Linked DNA regions of Homo sapiens: region 1 is linked to region 2. A link is an interaction called in ENCODE POLR2A ChIA-PET data of the cell type or tissue named here. Cell type or tissue: GM12878. All regions are shown on one strand. Each heading gives the region's core, and the rest is flanking DNA. Links, peaks and the distances in the headings are about the cores only.

What was found. Peaks named below come from ENCODE experiments on the same cell type or tissue, not always from the same donor. Only the 100,000 strongest peaks of a DNase experiment are listed, where the experiment ranks them.
Region 1: POLR2A ChIA-PET joins it to region 2 with 10 read pairs; 9 of 35 experiments call an interaction of 5 or more read pairs at or near these places.

The regions. Positions count from the first base shown.
Region 1 is chr21:33,405,591-33,408,090 of GRCh38, forward strand. The region is part of intron 1 of IFNGR2 (interferon gamma receptor 2); the gene reads left to right. Among named protein-coding and RNA genes, the nearest start is that of IFNGR2, 3.4 kb to the left of the region's middle. In GM12878, for the core only: no CTCF peak of the experiment used is centred there; no DNase peak of the experiment used is centred there; H3K4me3 peaks cover 2,097 bases; H3K27ac peaks cover 2,076 bases.
Region 2 is chr21:33,195,250-33,211,719 of GRCh38, forward strand. LOC105372787 (a long non-coding RNA gene) reads right to left here and starts at 268. Exons shown (of 3, transcript XR_937675.3): 1 at 62-268. RefSeq lists a silencer at 10,390-10,449. In GM12878, for the core only: no CTCF peak of the experiment used is centred there; DNase peaks (open chromatin) are centred at 8,862 and 9,918; H3K4me3 peaks cover 504 bases; H3K27ac peaks cover 739 bases.

The DNA of each region.
Region 1 (2,500 bases), core at 1-2,500, 200 kb after region 2:
TGAGTCCAGAGGTTGAAAGATGTATTTAGAAACTATAGTCTGACATTGCCACAACATCCAGCTACCTGTCCATCTTGTTAATGATTAACTTTAATTGTATTCTACAAAAGTTTTGGTCTATGTGATATGTTGCAAAATAAAAAAATTTTAAAAAGTGAGGCCAGGCTCGGTGGCTCACACCTGTAATCCCAGCACTTTGGGAGGCTGAGGCGGGCGGATCACCTGAGGTCAGGAGTTCAAGACCAGGCTGGTCAACAATGATGAAACCCCGTCTCTACCAAAAATACAAAAATTAGGGGGCGTGATGGTACACACCTGTGTCCCAGCTACTCAGGAGGCTGAAGCCGAAGAATCACTTAAACTCAGGAGGCAGAGGTGCAGTAAGCTGAGATCACACCACTGCACTCCAGCCTGGGCGACAAGAGCAAGACTCTATCTCAAAAAAACAAAAACAAACAAATAAAAAAACTGGCTCCATTGATCCTTTGAAAAGTAGTAGCAGCTGGGCACGGTGGCTCATGCCTGTAATCCCATTACTTTGGGAGGCAGAGGTGAGCAGATCACCTGAGGTCAGAAGTTCCAGAGACCAGTGTGGCCAACATGTTAAAAACCCCTTCTTTACTAAAACTACGAAAATTACCCGGGCGTGGTGGTTGGCGCCTGTAATCCCAGCTACCTGGGAGGCTGAGGCAGGAGAATCACTTGAACCTGGGAGGGGAGGTTGCAGTGAGCCGAAATCATGCAACTGCACTCCAGCCTGGGTGACAGAGCAAGACTCTGTCTCAAAAAAAGAAAAAAAAAGAAAAGAAAAGTAGTGTAGTGCTTTAAACTAATCTCTATTTTGCAACTATTTGAACATTTTCACATTAAACAGCTTAAAAACAAACCTAATGGATATCTTCAAAAGAAACACTCTTTTAGTCAAAACACAAAGTGAAAATATTCACAATGATTATATGGCAAATGGGTGGTAGAAAGGTTTTCACACTTTCCCATAACTTACCGGTGTAATTTTGAAATTGCTTTTATGGTCAGAGAAAAAAAAAAGTGTTGGAAACTTTTTTTTTTTTTTTTTGAGATAGTATCTCTCTCCATCGCCCAGGCTGCAGTGCAGTGGCATGATCACAGCTCACTGCAGTCTCAACCTCTTGGGCTCAAGCCATCCTCCCACCTCAGCCTCCTGAGTAGCTGGGACTACACGTGCACGCCATCATACCTGGCTAATTTTTGTATTTTTTTGTAGAGATGAGGTTTCACCGTGTTTCCCAGGCTGGTTTTGAACTCCTGGGGTCAAGAGATCCACCCGCCTCAGCCTCCCAAAGTGCTAGGATTATAGATGTGAACCACCCAGCCTGGCTCCGGAAACAGATTTTTTAAAGGGAGACATAGTATCTATCCCTTAGAGTTCTGTAAGAGTAGAATATGTAAAATATGGGACCTGTGGCAATTTGTAGCCATGAGCTGTTAAGTAGTGGCCGTTTGCGCTAGATAGAAAAATGTAACCAACAGCACAAGTGCAGTAAATCAACTGACCAGTTAGTTACCTGAGTGTTGAGGAATTAAGGCTTCTATTTGTAATTGTAGCAGGTGCTGCTGACTTTTTCAGGGGATTGGATATGTACTGTGCCACAGAATTTTTTATCATTATTTGCTGACTTGAACAGCCAGAGCTTCTCATATGCTTAGAGACCACCGAGAAAGACAGTAAGTCCCCAGCAACTTAAAAACCATTGCATGTGAATGTCCACTGGGTAAGCTCCTGAGTGTTCATAATCTCAGCAAGTGAAAATATCATGTAGCTGGAATGCTTTTGCCACCTTTATAAACGATCATGATAGTAACATTTATTGGTCAGACGAGATGCCAAGTGCTTTATATACATTACCTCTCTTAATTTTCTCAGCCATTCTTTCGAACTAGGTTATATCTCTAGTTTACTTCCTGGAAAGTCAAACCTTTCTTGATAGGAAGAGCCAAATAATCTAGGTCAATAACTTGATGTCCAGTTGTTGTTGTTGTTTTTGAGACGGAGTCTCGCCCTGATGCCCAGGTGGGAATGCAGTGGCGCTATCTCGGCTCACTGCAACCTCTATCTCCCAGGTTCAAGCGATTCTCCTGTCTCAGCCTCCCAAGTAGCTGGGACTATAGGCACCTGCCACCATGCTTTGCTAATTTTTATATTTTTAGTAGGGACGGGGTTTCACCACGTTGGCTAGGCTGGTCTCGAACTCCTGACCTCAAGTGATCCCCACCGCACCCCCCCCCGCCAACCCCCGCCAGCCTCAGCCTCCCAAAGTGTTGGGATTACAGGCATGAGCTACCATGCCTGGCCTAGTATTTCTTGAAGAGAACAATTTCCTGGTTATGGCTGAGGAATCAGAAAATGCCTTTTTATTTCTCATCTGCAAGGTGATGGAGGTGGGATCAATGATGTTCACCTAATTGACTTTCATCATAATGTCCCCGCCCCCAATAGAAAGATCCTAAAGGGTCAGTCCTT
Region 2 (16,470 bases), core at 7,743-10,242:
TGAGTATTGCCATTTCGACTCACCTGATAGATCTGTGTGTTTTAGTCAGTGCAAAACTCACCTGGCGAAGGGAACACCAATGAATAAGATGACGATTAGGTAGGTCCAAGGTGGGGCCCAAGATTCTGTAGCCCTACCACGTTCCCAGGTGATGCCGATGTAGCAAAGAGAGTCCTTGAAGAGAGGCAGGGCACGGTGCTCACGCCTGTAATCCCAGCACTTTGGGAGGCTGAGGCAGGCAGATAGTTTGAAGCCAGAAGTTTGAGACCAGCCTGGGCAACATGGTGAAATCCAGTCTCTACCAAAAAATACAAAAGTTTATCAGGCATTGTAGCATACACCTGTAATCCTAGCTACTCAGGAGGCTGAGGCACGAGAATCACTTGAACCCAGGAGGCGGAGGTTGCAGTGAGCCAAGATCACACCACTGTACTCCAGCCTGGGTGACAGAGCAAGACTCCAACTCAAAAAAGAAAAAAAAAAAAAGAAAGAAAAAGAAAAAGAGAGAGAGAGAGAATCATTGAAGAAAGCTTGGATCCAGGTAAAAATAAAGAGCAGGACACAACCAGAAAAGTCTGTGGTTCTGTTATATCATTGGACAGTGTAATGAAATGTAATGTGTTTTAAAAAATAAAAATTCTATATTCCTAAATCTTGAATAGATTCCTATTTCAGAAACCATCCATTCTGATGAGTCTCCCTTAGCTCTGAAAGAAAGAGGATAAAAACCAAATACAAGAATAATAAAAACCACCTGTCCAAGATGAACTGGAGAAAGGGTGCTAATCTCCCTGCGACAACTCCTACAACTGTATTTGATCAGGATGATAAGAAAAGTTTTAACTCATGCCTCAAGCAGAGCCACAAGACCTGCCTTTTTTGATGACCTTGAATTCTACAACACAGGCTCCAAACCTCACATCTTGTCAACTCTCACCATGAGAAAAGTAGGAAACACTCTCTCACGTTCCCAAGTACTCACCATACCCCCCAAAATAAGTAAAAGCTTACTTTAAAAAATAATTTGTTTTCAGAGCAGAAATCTTCTAAAAGTTGAATTCTGATTCCGTACACACCTGCGGAGAGGTACTTGCCATGCCCACTGTCTAATATGCTTCTCTTTCTATGAACTAGGGTAGGGGTTACAAATAGCTGCCATAGAGTTACTGTCATTATCAGCCTGCAATCTGTGAGCAGCTGTTAAAAACCCACATTTTGTCTCAATTGTAATCATTCAAACAAATAATGCTTACCTACAGTTCAAAAGAAGTCAGTCTGGAATTAAGTGCTGTTCATACCAATTATGTTTCTTCTTTCAGATGTATGGAAAGGGAAAATAAATTATCCATTAAATTGCAGATATATGTAAAGATGCTTTTTGTAGTAAAAGCCAAAACAACTTGAATCTGACCTGTGATTAGAAATAACAGACATTTGAAATTCAGTAACTTAATTCATTGACAATATCACCAGGTTAGTTATCAATGATTCATTCAGTTTTCTTTTAAGCATTATTAATTGCTTGATACCATTTAGGATCAGGAAACCCTTAGTGCAGTGAAAATTGTAAAAGTTTATGACCTGGGAGGCCCGTGTCTAGCCATGCCTCTGTCAGGAATCTGTGGTGTGACTTCTGACAAGAGTTTTATCCCTCTGGATCTGTTTCCTTGGCTGGAAAGTGAGGAAATCGATCCAAAGATTACCTCGCAGATTCTCTCCAACTCTGACATTCTATCATTTCACACTCACTTTAAAATAGACTGTCGGCGACCCTACGCCAGTTTTCCTTGAGAAACAGCGCCACCTTCAGGTCATAATAACCATAAGAGAGCTGACCGTGAAGGTGCTTCTCCGGCAGGAGCGATTTGCCCTGATCCACAGAAACCCTTCCCCCGCAGTCCTCTGGGATGCGGTCACACACTTGTGAGTCTGCCGCTGGGTTAAGATCAATGCGTATGGACATGGAGCCAAGCTGAGCTAACTGGCCCACAAGGGACAGATGCATGACCTTGGCCTAATTATCACAGCTCCAGCTAACAGTTCGCCCACAGCAAAGCTCCTTGTGGAACCCTATAAAGAAGGAAAGGAAGCGAGGGATATGCTGGATGAACTAAACTCTACAAAACAATGAAAATGGACACACCTCTTCTTCAGGCAATTCCACTTAAGATAGTTTCCAGCTGTTCTTATTTTAGCAAGATATCTACTTGGATATACTTTCATTAAGAAAAATGACATAGTGAACTCTGAAGTAAATATCAGATTTTTTTCACCCAGCAAATATTTATTGAGCAACCAACCACTTGAATGCCAGCACCGTGCTAAAAGCTCTCACAAAATTACTTTTATTGAATTTCCACAACAGCCCTTGTGAGAGAGGAATTCATATCTTCATTTTTCAACACAAGGAAGTTGAGAATGAGAGAGGCCCAGAAACAGCAGATCTGGCAACAAGCTTGAATATGCAGACACAAACATTCCACACAGTCCTCCTCTGAGGACACGACGCAACTGCTCCTTTTCAAGAGCTTATCACTTGGCACAGTGTGGCACCAACTGCAATCAGCAGTGCAGAGGCAAAGGCCGCTAGGGAACTCAGTTTATTTCTCTGCAGTGTGATCTGTATGCAGAAAATGGCCCTATCTTTGCCAGCCATCCTCTGCCATACCTCCCTAACCCACTGATGGATGCTGGGCAGGATAAGGGGGATAAGTTAATTTGTTCCTAAGTGTCTAAACAAGGATCCTTCTTAGAAACAGTGGATATTTAAGGTTGTCCCTTTGATCACATCCCAACAATCCCTAAATTCCATAGGCTTTCTTGGTTGGGAAAGAGGCAGAGCAACTGCTACCCATGGGAATGCATCATATTTGGAAATATAATGTTTCCTGTGCATTACAGAGGAGAGAAGTGGGAAGCATCGCCCGGTGCTGGAGGTACTCCAGCTACAGGTGGTACCCTCTATATCTTACTCTTTCCCGTACCTACATATGTGTAGTCAACTCCAGTTGATGAGATCAGGTTTTCAATTCTTTGTACCCCCCCACTGCACTTTGCAAAATACTGGCACATAAATTTAAAGTTACTAAATATTTGCTGGTGTGTTAGGAAAAACACATAGTCTGCATGCAGAAAACAGGAATTATACAAACTAGCATGATCAGACATATTTAAGATGTCAGCTGAGTTACTCTAGGGCAGAGCCCAAGGATGAAGCTTGGCTGAGGGAGGATAGGGGAAGTGCCTTGGGACCTTTAGATTATGGGTGGAAGGAACAAAAGACCCACATGGAACAAGACACTAGAGTTGGATTGACCCTTTGGGGAAGGAGAAGTTACGATATGACATCTAAACCGCAAGGAAGATGCCAGAAAAAGAAAGAATAATATATTGTGTAAGCAAGCAATTTCTTAATTTTAAACGTGTTTTTATATTCAGGTGAAATTGTTTTATTCAAGGTTGAATGACTACTAAGTTGCAGCTAATCAGAAGTTGAGAAAGAAATGCTTGGCAGTTGGAATCCAGTTTTTGCACATAATCAGAACCAGTACTGTCAGTTTCATGGCGTCTCAAAAGCTAAGACTGAGAAGGAAAAAGGGAACAGAGCCGGCCTTGTCACACCACAGACGGGAGCAGAAGTGCAGAACTGTCCCCATGGCATGTGTTCAAAAGAGTATCGTGTAGCAAACCCTAACCACAGCAGCAGTGGCTGAGCTAATCCTGGCTGGATCCCAGTAAGGCCCTTCTCGAGTCCCAGCAATGACGATGGTAGATTAGCAATCTCTTCTCAATGTGTCAATATCATCTATGTTTCTACCCTGCTAGCCTCCTCTTTTCCTTCTTTCTACCCCACCCTCAATTAACCATGCCTCCTCTTACAATTTCTAGTCTGCAAGAGACTAGGACAATAGAGAATCAAAAACTAGGGTAGAAACACAGAGGCTGCTGTGGTTAGCGCTTGCTGCGTGATAGATAGGTTTGGTTTTGTAGCAATAACACAAGGCGGAAAGTGATAGAAAATTCAACATTCTAACTGCAATTCACCAAATCTTATCTCCAGACTTGCGGTGTTTATAGTTTCAGCAACACAACCTGACTGCCAGGAGGAGAGTGAGGATAATAGCATGAATCCGACTGACAAGGAATATGTCTTGGAGAGCCGTGAACCATACCAGGAAGAGATTTTTTGCTTATAAGAGCATATTTGTTTGTGGGCTCTTTCCAGGAGCAATAGACTAAGTTGAAGATGTTTTATAAAAAGATAGTTTTATAGAACAGATATTAGGAAACTATTTTTTTATGATGACACACGGATCTTCAGCCTTGAGACTGTATCTTCCAGCCTGGTTGATCCTTCTGCACTGGTTGGTACACAGTCACTTCCCTGAATGTCCCCATCTCAATCCTCCCCACACTACCCTGTCCACTGAGTCCCACCCCAGGACCATCCCCAGCCCAGCCTCACAGTCCAGCATCCACAGGGTTAATGGCAGACACAGTAGAGAGCCGCAACAGTTGCTAAATATTGTCAATATCAACCCTGATTACAGGCGATCGATTCTACAAAGAACTCTACAAAGATTCTACATTCTTTATTCTATATAGATTCTGTAAAAGAAGAATCTAAGCACTTTGTTCTGCACCGTCCAAACATGAGTCATTGTTTTCAGGGCATCATTTGGCTTTTAACACAAAGACCCAGCAGAGGGAGCCGTTTCCTAACATGAAAGGAGCTATAGGCCCTGCTAAGACAGCAACTGTTATTAGTATTATTCCACTAGAGCTGCCATAGAGGGGTGACGTCAACAACAGAAATGTATTTTCTCACAGTTCTGGAGACTGGAAGTCTGAAATCAAGGTGTCAGCAGAATTGGTTCCTTCTGAGATCTCTCTTCTTGGCTCATAGATGGCGGATTTCTGAGTCTTCACATGGTCACCCCTCTGTGTCTGTGTCCTAATCTCCTCTTCCTATTAGGACATCAGTTATATCAGATTAAAGCCCCCTCTCCCCATGACCTCGTTTTACCTTAATTACCTTCCTAAAGGCCCTTTCTCCAAATGCAGCCACATTCTGAGAGGTACTGGGGGATAGGACTTCAACATATAGATATTTGGGCTTCAATATATATATATATATGAATCCTATCCCCCAGAGGCACTGAGGGATAAGACTTCTATATATAGTAGCCTTTCAAACATGTATACATTTCAAAATGTTTTTCTGTTGTTTTCTATAGGTTAGATTGCCCATTGTGTTGACTCCCATAATAAGTCAATGGTTTAAAGTCTTTGTCCTACCACCACATTGGCACACATCCATGGTGTGCTCAGATGGGAAGAAATTCAGACCTGAGTCCCTGCCTTCAGCAGATCCTGCAAGTTCACATATCTAGATATAGAAGGAAGTCTTGAAGATAGACACATGCAGGGTGGCTGGCAGCCATCTGCAGAGGCCACCAAATGGAGAATGGCAAATGTTAAGGACAAGATAGTGGAGCCATTCCAGACATCTTTGAAACCAGTCTTATAGACTCTCCTCCCTCTGATTCCCCCCTCTCCTGTCCCAACTTTACACACCCAAGGCCTGGCAGTTCTGCTGATTGGCTAGCCTGGATTTGCACAGAGAACAACTCACTGGACCAGATGTGCTTCATCAACCCCACGGTTAGACAATAGCATTCTGACTACAGTGGCGCATCCTCAGCCTCCCCAGGCAAACAGATTCTTGTCCCATACATCCCTTACTTACAGCCTTGGAGCTGGGATGATGGCGGTTACCCTTATCATGCTAACTGGCTTATAGACCCACTACAGACCTCACCCTGCTGTCTCAAAATGTAATCTACCCATATCTGAAGGGTTGTCTTAAGGATGCATGAATGTATCTAAATAATTATCAATGATGCTTGTTTGCAATAAAGTGATTATCTTGCTCTACAATCACTTTATTGCAAACAAACATCATTAGAAAAATATTGTTATAACCTTCTTTACAAAATCATGTATAAGAGATTTCATGCAAAATAGACCATGACCACTGCCATTATAGTAGATGGGACCCAGAAAGAACAGCCCTTTGCTTAAAGTAGGATTCTATGTGCACTCACTTTACCATAAGATTACTGTGACTTGCTGAGTGTACCAGGATGTTAGAGGTGTAATTTAATTTCTCAAAGAGATTGAAAGCCAGTGCCTGGGTTCAAAAGGCGAGGAGGCTTGCTCCTTTCTTTTCTTTTCCTTTTTTTTTTATTATTTTCTTTTCTTTTTTGAATAGGGTCTCGCTCTGTCACCCAGGCTGGAGTATAGTGGCACGATCATGGCTCACTGCAGCCTCAACCTCCCGGGCTCAAATGATCCTTCCACCTCAGCCTCCCGAGTAGCTGGGACTACAGGTGCACACCACCATGCCAGGCTAATTTTTAAATTTTTTTGTAGAGACCCCCAGGGGTCTCCCTATGTTGCCCAGGCTGGCCTCAAACTCTTGGGCTCAAGCCATCCTCCCGCCTCAGCCTCCCTAAGTGCTGGGATTACAGGCGTGAGCCACAACTCCTGGCCAATGCAAAGCTTTCCACACCCCTCTGGGTTGGGGGATAGGGGCAGGTCTAATGAAACAGCAGGTAGTTCTGAATTAACACTGAATCTCTCAGCCATTGATTCGAGACTGCAGAAGTCAGCAGGGGCCTTTCCCTTTGGAGATGGAAGTGCCATTGGCTCAGCCCCTTTAATATACGACCCAAGATGTCAACTCATGGACCCTGCATCCTGTCTTTGGATCTCCCCATTTACACTATTGTAACCTCAGGACTTCTTCAAGTCTGCCAGAGGAATCCACTCACACAAAAGAAGCACTGTGGGCTCCTTGGAAAGTATGGTAGAGAGGCAGGGTGGGGTGTGGCTCAGTAATTACGGCACATACTCCACAGCAAATGACCTCACAATAGTGCTTTGGCATTTCTGTTCCCCACACCCCTTTCCCGATGCCCTCCCTCAGGGGGCAGAAGTTTGTGCTCTCTCTGTCTCTCTCCCTCTCTCCTTTGCCACCCAGTGCCCACCCTCACTGCAGCCCTCTCCTAACCCCTCAATCCCACACCCCACGCTGCCTCTAACCCACTCAGTGCCATGGTGGGCATCTATCTGTAGGGAACTCCAGCTCCCTCCAGCCCCTATGCCACCTGTCATTTCCAATCCTTTCTAGCAGCTCCCCTGAACCCTCTCTTTAATAAGATCTACCCTTTTTAAAAATCATATTTTAATTGTAATTTTAAGTTTCAAAATGTCCATTCTCTTAACAATCTTAACCAATTCTCATTGAATGCCTTCTGCATTGTGGTCACAAAAGGGGCTCTGGAACCAGACGTTGGGGTTAGAATCCTGGATTCGCCACTTACTGTGTGACTTTGGGCAAGTTATTTAACCTCTCTGGGCCTCTATTTTCTTGTCCACAATATAGGGAAGGTGATAATAGTAGCTGACTCTTAGGGTTGGTGTGAGAGAATGAGTCACTGAATTCGTGGCTGGAAGGCACGAACAGCGGTGCCCAGCATGGAGCGAGTTCAGTAATGTTAGATGCCACCGTGTGGAGGCACCAGAGGGACCCAATAAACACACACAGAGGGACAAGCAAACCCGCAGTACCGGGTCGCAATGTCACGATGGTGGAAATGCAGGGTACTGTGGGCTTTATTGGAGGGTCACCTAACCCACACTGGGGTGTGAGATCGCATCACCAACCCCAACAGACTCGGGGCTGTGTTGGGGTGGGGGGTGCCGAAGTTCTAGCCTCGGGGTCAAGCCACTTCTGATCACAATCCAATTCACCCACATCACACACACCATGGCACACACATCATACACACACATACACACCATGCAAACATCACATACACACATAACACACAAATACCACATCCACCACCCACACAGCACACACACATACCACATACCCCACAGCCCCCCGACAATAACACCATATGCACACCACACACATACACACACACACACACACACACACACAAAACAGGTCACTACTTCCCTCCTATGTACTATGTGCCCTGCTATTTTCTATTCTGTTCCATTTCATGCCATTTCTTCTTAGTAGGACTCACTGAATTGATTTCAGGACCCACTAATAGGCCTGAGCAGGGGTTCAGAAAACACTGACTTGGAGGGAGGCAAAGGAAACCCTTAAACGTCTGTGAAATGGAGCTTTGACCTGTGGTCTGCCCTTGACCTCTAAGTGGGGTAAGCCTCACACTAGGGGTGCCCTGTCCTGAGACATAGCCATAGCAGTAGGCCACCTTACTATTGGGCTGCCCTGGCCAAGAATGGGAGAAGCAGAGCCTCGTCACCAGCTGGGACAAGGGCAGCCCGAGGAGAGACCCTTTCACAGTGTCGGCACAGCTCCGTTTGACCTAAGAAGTAACCTCACTGGTTTTTGTTTCTAATCACCCCTTCATTTCACAATGGCCTGCAGGTTTCTTTTGCCGCCTTCTAAAATCAATGTTTTCCAAAGTACAGCTGAGTCATGACACATCAAATTAGTGAGTCTCAGACAACATTTTTTAAAAAAGAAAAAGAAAGGCATGGGATAGGATAGGATAGGATAAAGTAGAGCATGTGGCACAAGGATAAGTGCTGATGTGGGTGTGGGTGTGTGTGTGTGTGTGTGTGTGTCTGTGTGTTGGGCTTCAACTTTCTTCAACTGTCAACCCTGCTATTAATAGGTGAAGCTATAAACACAGGGCAAAATCCATCATATCTGGTGATTCATACACAGAAGTACAGAGTGGAGCAACTTGAGACATTACAGGCTGAAAAATACACACTTGAAGTCCACAGCCCATGACTGAATCTGCTAGATGATGACTCGGTGGTTGCTGAGGAATTTAATCATCTGGACCATGTCCTTCCCTAGTTAATTTTCAACCCAGATGATCATATCTCCTGTTCCGGGCAGACACATTTCTGGCGCTAAGACCAGGGCCCCTATTCAGCCTTAGTGGATAATTCAACCTCCTGAGAGGCACTGCAGAAGCACCTGGGCCAAGATTGCTTTCCTCTTCTACGCCTATCCCAGGAATGTGGCCACTGCTCAAAATGTGGGAATTCCCTTCCAGAATTCCCCTTGAAGCTGCTGCACGCTTCTTAGACCACGTCTGAGCAATGCCTGCATCACTAGAATATTTGGCCTCAGTTGGGTTTGTTTCTTTAAAAAAAAAAAAAAAAAAAAAAAAAAAAAAAAAAAGGTTTTTTCCTCAACTAAGACTTAAGACAAGGGGGTCTTAATTTGATTATTTTTTTCTGTTTTATATGATTTCTATGAAAACTACAACAAAATAAAGTTAATTCTATTTAAGTGACTTTTTAATGAATTGCCTTTGTTAGAAAAAAAATTAAGTGTTTTTGTCTCACTCTGTCACCCAGGCTGGAGCACAGTGGTGTGATCATGGCTTACTGCAGCCATGACCTCCCGGGCTCAGGTGATCCTCCCACCTCAGCTTCCCAAATAGATGGGACTACAGTTGTGTGCCACAACGCCTGGCTAATTTTTGTATTTTTTTGTAGAGACAGGGTCTCACCAGGTTGCCCAGGCTGATCTTGAACTCCTTGGCTCAAGCGATCCACCCACCTCAGCCTCCCTGAGTGCTGGGATTACAGGCATGAGCCAGCGCACCCAGCCAGAATTACATTTTTTTAAATGGTACTGTCCTAGAAAATCCAGGATGTGCAGTGATCACGTATGAATGCATGGACCTGCACACACAGGAGTGAACAAAAGACCCACCCCTGCCAGGTCACCACTCATATCTCACCCCAGCCCACGCTAGCTCACACTCCTCCCCACACACCACTGACCTCATCATTGCTAGGTACCCACTTGACTTCTCAACAGGTTCAAGACAATTGGCCTTCCTCGTCTCTTCTAGAAACACCCTCTTTTCTGGGCTTTGTGTAACACCTGGTCTTTCTCCCCTCTCTGGCCACTTCTCAGCTTTTCTTTTTCTTTCTTTCTTTTTTTTTTTTTTTTTTTTGCCACTTCCTCTTCCTCTACATCAAGCTTGTCCAACCCACAGCCCAGGACAGCTTTGAATGCAGCCTAACACAAATTCGTAAGCTTTCTTAAAACATTATGAGATGTGTGTGTGTGTGTGTGTGTGTGTGTGTGTGTGTGTGTGTGTGTGTGTTTAGCTCATCAGCTATCGTTATTGTTAGTGTATTTTATGTGTGGCCCAAGACATTTCTTCTTCCAGTGTGGCCCAGGGAAGCCAAAAGATTGGACACCCCTGCTCTACAACATCTCAATATAGGCCTTTTTCATGTTTCATTCTAGATTCTCTCTCTAGACTACAAGTTCTTAAGGGGAAGTGGCATTGGGAAATGTGTGAAGGTGGCTTTGGTTGTCACAACAGCAGCGTGGATGCTGTGTTACTAGTGTTCAGTGGATGGCGGCAGAGGGACCAAACAGAAGGCAGTATCACCAAAGAACTGTCCATCCTCGCATGCCAATACCCACACTCCATAGAGAAACACTGCAATGGCATCCACTCCCACAGATTCGGTTACCATTTGCCAGCCAAGGCCTGCCCAGCCAGACCTCTCGTCTGAGCACTGGTATTCCCCTTAGACATCTAACAGGCACATCAGAGTCAACGTGTCCAAAGCCAACTCATCATCTTCTCTGTAAATCTGCTTCTTCTCCAAGATGTCCTTCCTCTATGCTCACCATCACCATGAAGCCAGGTATTTAAGCAAAGGGAGTCATCTATATAAAGCCAATCCTCCGTATTCATGGGGGATTGTTTCCAGGCCCCCAGGGATACCAAAATCCACAGATGCCCAAGCCCCTTGTATTAGGTTGGTGCAAAAATATTGCAGTTTTTGCCTTTTTCGTCTTTATGGCAAAAACCGCAATGACTTTTGCACCAACCCAATACAAAATGGCATAGTATTTGCATATAACTTATGCACACCTCCAGTATACTTTTTTTTTTTTTTTGAGATGGAGTCTTGCTCTGTTGCCAGGCTGGAGTGCAGTGGCACAATCTCGGCTCACTGCAGTCTCCACCTCCCGGGTTCAAGTGATTCTCCTGTCTCAGCCTCCCAAGTAGCTGGGATTACAGGCGTGCATCACCACACCCAGCTAATTTTTGTGTTTTTAGTAGAGACAGGGTTTCACCATGTTGGCCAGAATGGTCTCAATCTCCTGACCTCGTGATCCGCCCGCCTCGGCCTCTCAAAGTGCTGGAATTACAGGCATGAGCCACTGCGCCCAGCCTAGTATACTTTAAATCAGCCCTAGATTACTTATAATACCTAATACAATGTAGATACTATGTAAATAGTTGTTATGCTATATTTTTAATTTGTATTATTTTTATTCTTGTATTGTTTTATCGGGGCTTTCTTTCCAAATTTTTTTGATCAGCAGTTGGTTGATCCTCAGATGTGGAACCAACGGATATCGAGGGCAGACTGTACTTGCCTCTCCCTCCACACCCAACCTAATCACCAAATCCTACCAATCCAGCTCCTAAATTCTGCAACACCCATCCACTTTTCTTCCCCTCCACTGCCAGCACGCTAATCTTGGCCACTGTCATCTCCACCTGAACTCCTGCAGTAGCCCCTCCCGGGTCTCCCTGCTTTCATTCCTGCCTGTTTCAGAGCCCCCATCCTCACTGCAACACGTCATCTTCAAAACAGCTGCTCTGATCCTATCACTCTGGCTTAAACTCCCCAGTGGCTTCCCATTCCTCTCAGACTACAGCCCAAATCCTTAGCCCTGCCTCTGAGGACAGCCCTGCAGCGTCTCCCGGAGCCTTCCTTTCCAGCGTCACTTCCCCTTACTTTGGCCACGTTGACCTCCTGCCAGTTCCTCAATGGCTCTGTTCCCCTTCCACCACCCCACCTTAATGAATGCCCTTCCCTCTGCCTGAGAGGTTCCTCCCCACCTGCCCTTCCCTCCCATGGCCGATGCCTAACACTCTTCCATCGCTCTTCCAACACTCTTCCCCATCGGTTCAACACTGCTTCTTCCAGGAAGCCTCCCCAGGCCCCTGGATAAATCCCTGTGCATTCTCAAAGTGCTTAGACTGTCTCTTTTCTAGAACTGACCACAAATGTCATGAATTACCTAGTTGCAAAAGTATTTAATGTCCATCTTCACTGCTCTGTAAGCAGCCCTGTGGACAAGGAATGAGCCAGCCTCATTGACTATGGGTGCTGCGGCTCCCAGCACAGTGTCTTGCAAACGGACATTCAGTAAATATCTAGTGCCAATTCCCCTAAGATAAACCTTGGAGGAACTATAAAGAGAGAACTGACAAAATTTTGAGAAAATCCATGGGATGTGTCAGGAGGGAAACAGCTGGGAAAGGGCCAGGGGACTTTGGCCAGGAGCAGGATCAGTGGGTGGCTGTGGAAAGGGTAAAACAGAAAAGGAACTATGGGTGTCTGCCCTTGCCCCTTCCCTCACCAATGCTAGGGACAAACAGTGCCTGCCCCTACCCTGATGATGACTTAGACCTGTGTCCAGATGTCCCAGGAGTAAAATTCAGGCATCTCACAAGTCCTGTGCCTGTGAGGAGCTGGAAAAAACAGGTGGGAAGAAAAACCCTAGGCAGTTGCTTCCTTCTCTAACACCACCCCTTCCAAACCCTCAGGCCAGGGGAACTGAGAACCAAAAAGTGCCCCTTTCTAAACCACTCCTCCCTGGGGACCAAAGATGGAGCACTGACCTGAAACATTGTTTTGCTGGGTGTGGAGTAACTGAGGGTGGCGCAGTTGTCTGGGACTGATCTGTCCCCACCCCATCTCTCCATAGATATTGCCTAACAGAGAAGCCAACTGACCTCGCCACTGCCATGGAGAATGAGGTCAAGATAGCAAGATAGTTGAGAAGTAAACCATTTAAAAAAAATTGAATTATAGATTCCATCAGAAGAGGAAATGTTGGAAAAGTCCAAGAAGTTAAAATTAGCCTAATAAGCTTAATAGGAAATAAAGAGAAATGAAACAATACTAAGACAACATTAAAAAGGAACCACGCATAAGAAATAAAAAATATAGTAGTTGAAGGAAAGAACTCACAAATGTGACTAAACAGTAGAATGAATAAAACTCAAGGACAAATTAGTGAGTTGGAAGTTCAAACTGAGGAAGTTCTTCAAATGAGGGACAAAAAATAGAAAATATTAGAGAAAAGCCAAAAAAATGGAGTATTTACATACAAATGCTAACATCCATATGATAAGGCTCAGAGAGTCAGAGGAATAAAATGAAAAGAAGGAAGTATTTGAAAGAATAATGAAGCTAGATTTCCTAGAATTCAAAAAGAAAAAAAGAAATACCTCAGAATGAAAGGGCCTACAGAATGACAAAGAGAAGAAAGAGAAAAATATATCACACCCTATGGTAAAATATGAGACTATGAAAGACAAAGAAAATTCTGCAGAGTAAATCATACAAAGGACCAACATCGAGAATGACACCAGATTTCCCCACAGCATCAGTGGATCCAGGAAAACAATGGAGCAGTATCAGCAAAGTACTGAAGGATATGACCTTAGAACCTAGAAATATACATCCAGCCAAACTGCCCTTTAATTAAGTATCAGGGCATGAAACAAATATTCTCAGTCATATAAGACCTCAAAACTTGAATAAGTAGAGAAACAAATCAAAGAGTTGCTGGAGAAACAAATAAAAATAATCAAATACCTTACAAAAGTTGGTTGTAGTAAACAACAAATTTTTAAAATTCTAAGACCAGGCTGGGTGTGGTGGCTCATGCCTATAATCCCAGCACTTATGGAGGCCAAGGCAGGAGAATCGCTTGAGGCCAGGAGTTTGAGACCACCCTGGCCAACATGGCAAAACCTCATCTCTACTAAAAATACAAAAATTAGCTGGATGTGGTGGTGTGCACCTGTAGTCCCAGCTACTCAGGAGGCTGAGGCATGAGAATCACTGAAACCCAGGAGATGGAGGTTGCAGTGAGCCGAGATCAAGCCACTCCACTCCAACCTGTGTGACAGAGCGAGACTCTGATTTAAAAAAAAAAAAAAATTCTAAGACCAATGAACAAGAAAAAAGAGACTTACACTTGCCTGGACTTAAAAGTATAGATCAGGAATATTTGTATCATAATGTTAAATTATATAAAATTAGATTTACTATATATAATTGTCTAAATCAGAATACCTTTGAGAGTAAAAGGTATTATTTAAGAATTATATCAGGAAAAGACAGAGTAAACTAGGACTGTCTCAGGCAAATCAGGACGTATGGTCAGTCATAGTATATAAAATAGATCAGAAAATATGAAGGATGAGGAGGGCCCCCAAAATGATAAAAAGTTTAATTCCCCTAGTATATATAAAGCAAAAATTGATAGAAATATACAGATAAATTGATAAATCCACCTTCACAATGGGAGATTTTAGCATATCATTGTAAATAATGGGTCAAGTAAACAAAAAAACTCAGCAGGAATGTAAAAGATTTGAACTTCACCCAATGAATACAGAAAGTTATGCCTCGAAAACTTAAATGATACATTTTTAGGCCAGGTGCGGTGGCTCACGCCTGTAATCCCAGCACTTTGAGAGGCCGAGGCGGGGAATCATGAGGTCAGGAAATCGAGACCATCCTGGCTAACACGGTGAAACCCCGTCTCTACTGAAAATACAAAAAATTAGCCAGGCAAGGTGGCGGGTGCCTGTAGTCCCAGCTACTCGGGAGGCTGAAGCAGGAGAATGGCATGAACCTGGGAGGGGGAGCTTGCGGTGAGCCGAGATCATGCCACTGCGCTCCAGCCTGGGAGACAGAGCGAGACTCCGTCTCAAAAAAAAAAAAAAAAGGAAAAGAAAAAAAATTCACATATCTTATGATATAACAATTTCACTCTAAGAATTATACCTAAAATGCTTGCACACATACAAGAATGTTCATAGCACCACAGTTCTCAATAACCAAAAACTGGAAACAACTCAACTGCTCATCAAGAAAAGGGAGAAGAATAAACTATGGTTGTATTCATTTTCTATTGCTACGTAACAAATGACAAACGTAGCGGCTTGAAACAGCACCCATTTATTATCTCAGTTCTATAGGTCAGATGTCTGGACATGTCATGGCTGGGTTCTCTACTCAGGGGCCCACCAGGCTGAAATTAAGGTGTTGGCAGGGCTGCAATCTCATCTGAAGGTGAGGGCCCTCTTCCCAGCTCACTGGTTGTTGGCAGAATTGAGTTCCTAGAGGGTGAAGGAGTGAGTCTCCACCATCTTGCTAGCTGTCAGCTGGAGCCATTCTCAGCTTCTAGAGGTTGCTGGCCCCATGGTGTTTTCCACGACATGAAAGTTATCTTCTGCAAGGCTGGCAGGAGATTTTCACTGCTACTTTGGATGTCTGACTTGCCTGCCTCTGACTCTAGACCCAGGTTTAAAGTGTTCATGTGATTAGATCAAGCTCCCTTCCTTGATCTAATCAAGGAAGGGCATTAATTATGTCTGCAAATTATGAAGGGCATTAATTATGTCTGCAAAACCCATCACAGTAGCACCTAGATTCAAGTTTGAACACTGTATGTTCCCCAGGGCCCAGAATCTTGGCAGCCATCTTCAAATTCTGTGTCCTACAATGATCTATTCACACAGTGAAATATTACACAGCAGTCAGGTAGAGTGGATGATAGCTGCCTTCAACAAAAGGATGAGGCTTGGCAATTTGATATATAGAAAATATAGACCCAAAAGACTGTAAATTTAAAACAACTAAAATTTTAAAAGTACATTTAAGGAACACATATAGAAAATATAAAGCAATATAAAAAAGAAAGGAAGGAGAGGAACTGGATTCTGAATTCATTGCCCAGATTTGGGGGAAGCAGGAGGAGGGGTCTGTGGGTTCATAGATGCCATTATACTATTTAAAATAACTAATGAATAACTAACTAAATTAAAGCAGGAGAAATATGGACCAATGAGAAGAGAATGTCATGAATGAATGCTTATGATTTTTCCTATTCTGTGCACCTGATGTCTAACAATGAAGAAGTTCGGCCTCGATGGCTCATACCTGTAATCCCAGCACTCTGGGAGGCCAACGGGGGTGGATCACTTGAGCCCAGGAGTTTGAGACCAGCCTGAGCAACATGGCAAAACCGTGTCTCTACAAAAAATACAGAAAAATTAGCTGGGCATGGTGGGGTGCACCTGCAGTCCCAGCTACTGGGGAGGCTGAGTGGGAGGACCACTTGAGCCTGAGAGTTTGAGGCTGCAGTGACCTGTGGTTGCACCACTGCACTCCAGCGTGGGCAACAGAGCAAGATTCTGTCTAAAAAAAAAAAAAAAAAAAGATTAGGAAAACAAAAAAGATTAAAAAGATTTGAGAAATGAAAGAACATATTATGGAATTACAAAATGTGTTCCCTCCAGGGCCGGCGAAGCAGCCTGGTTTTCAGATAGCACC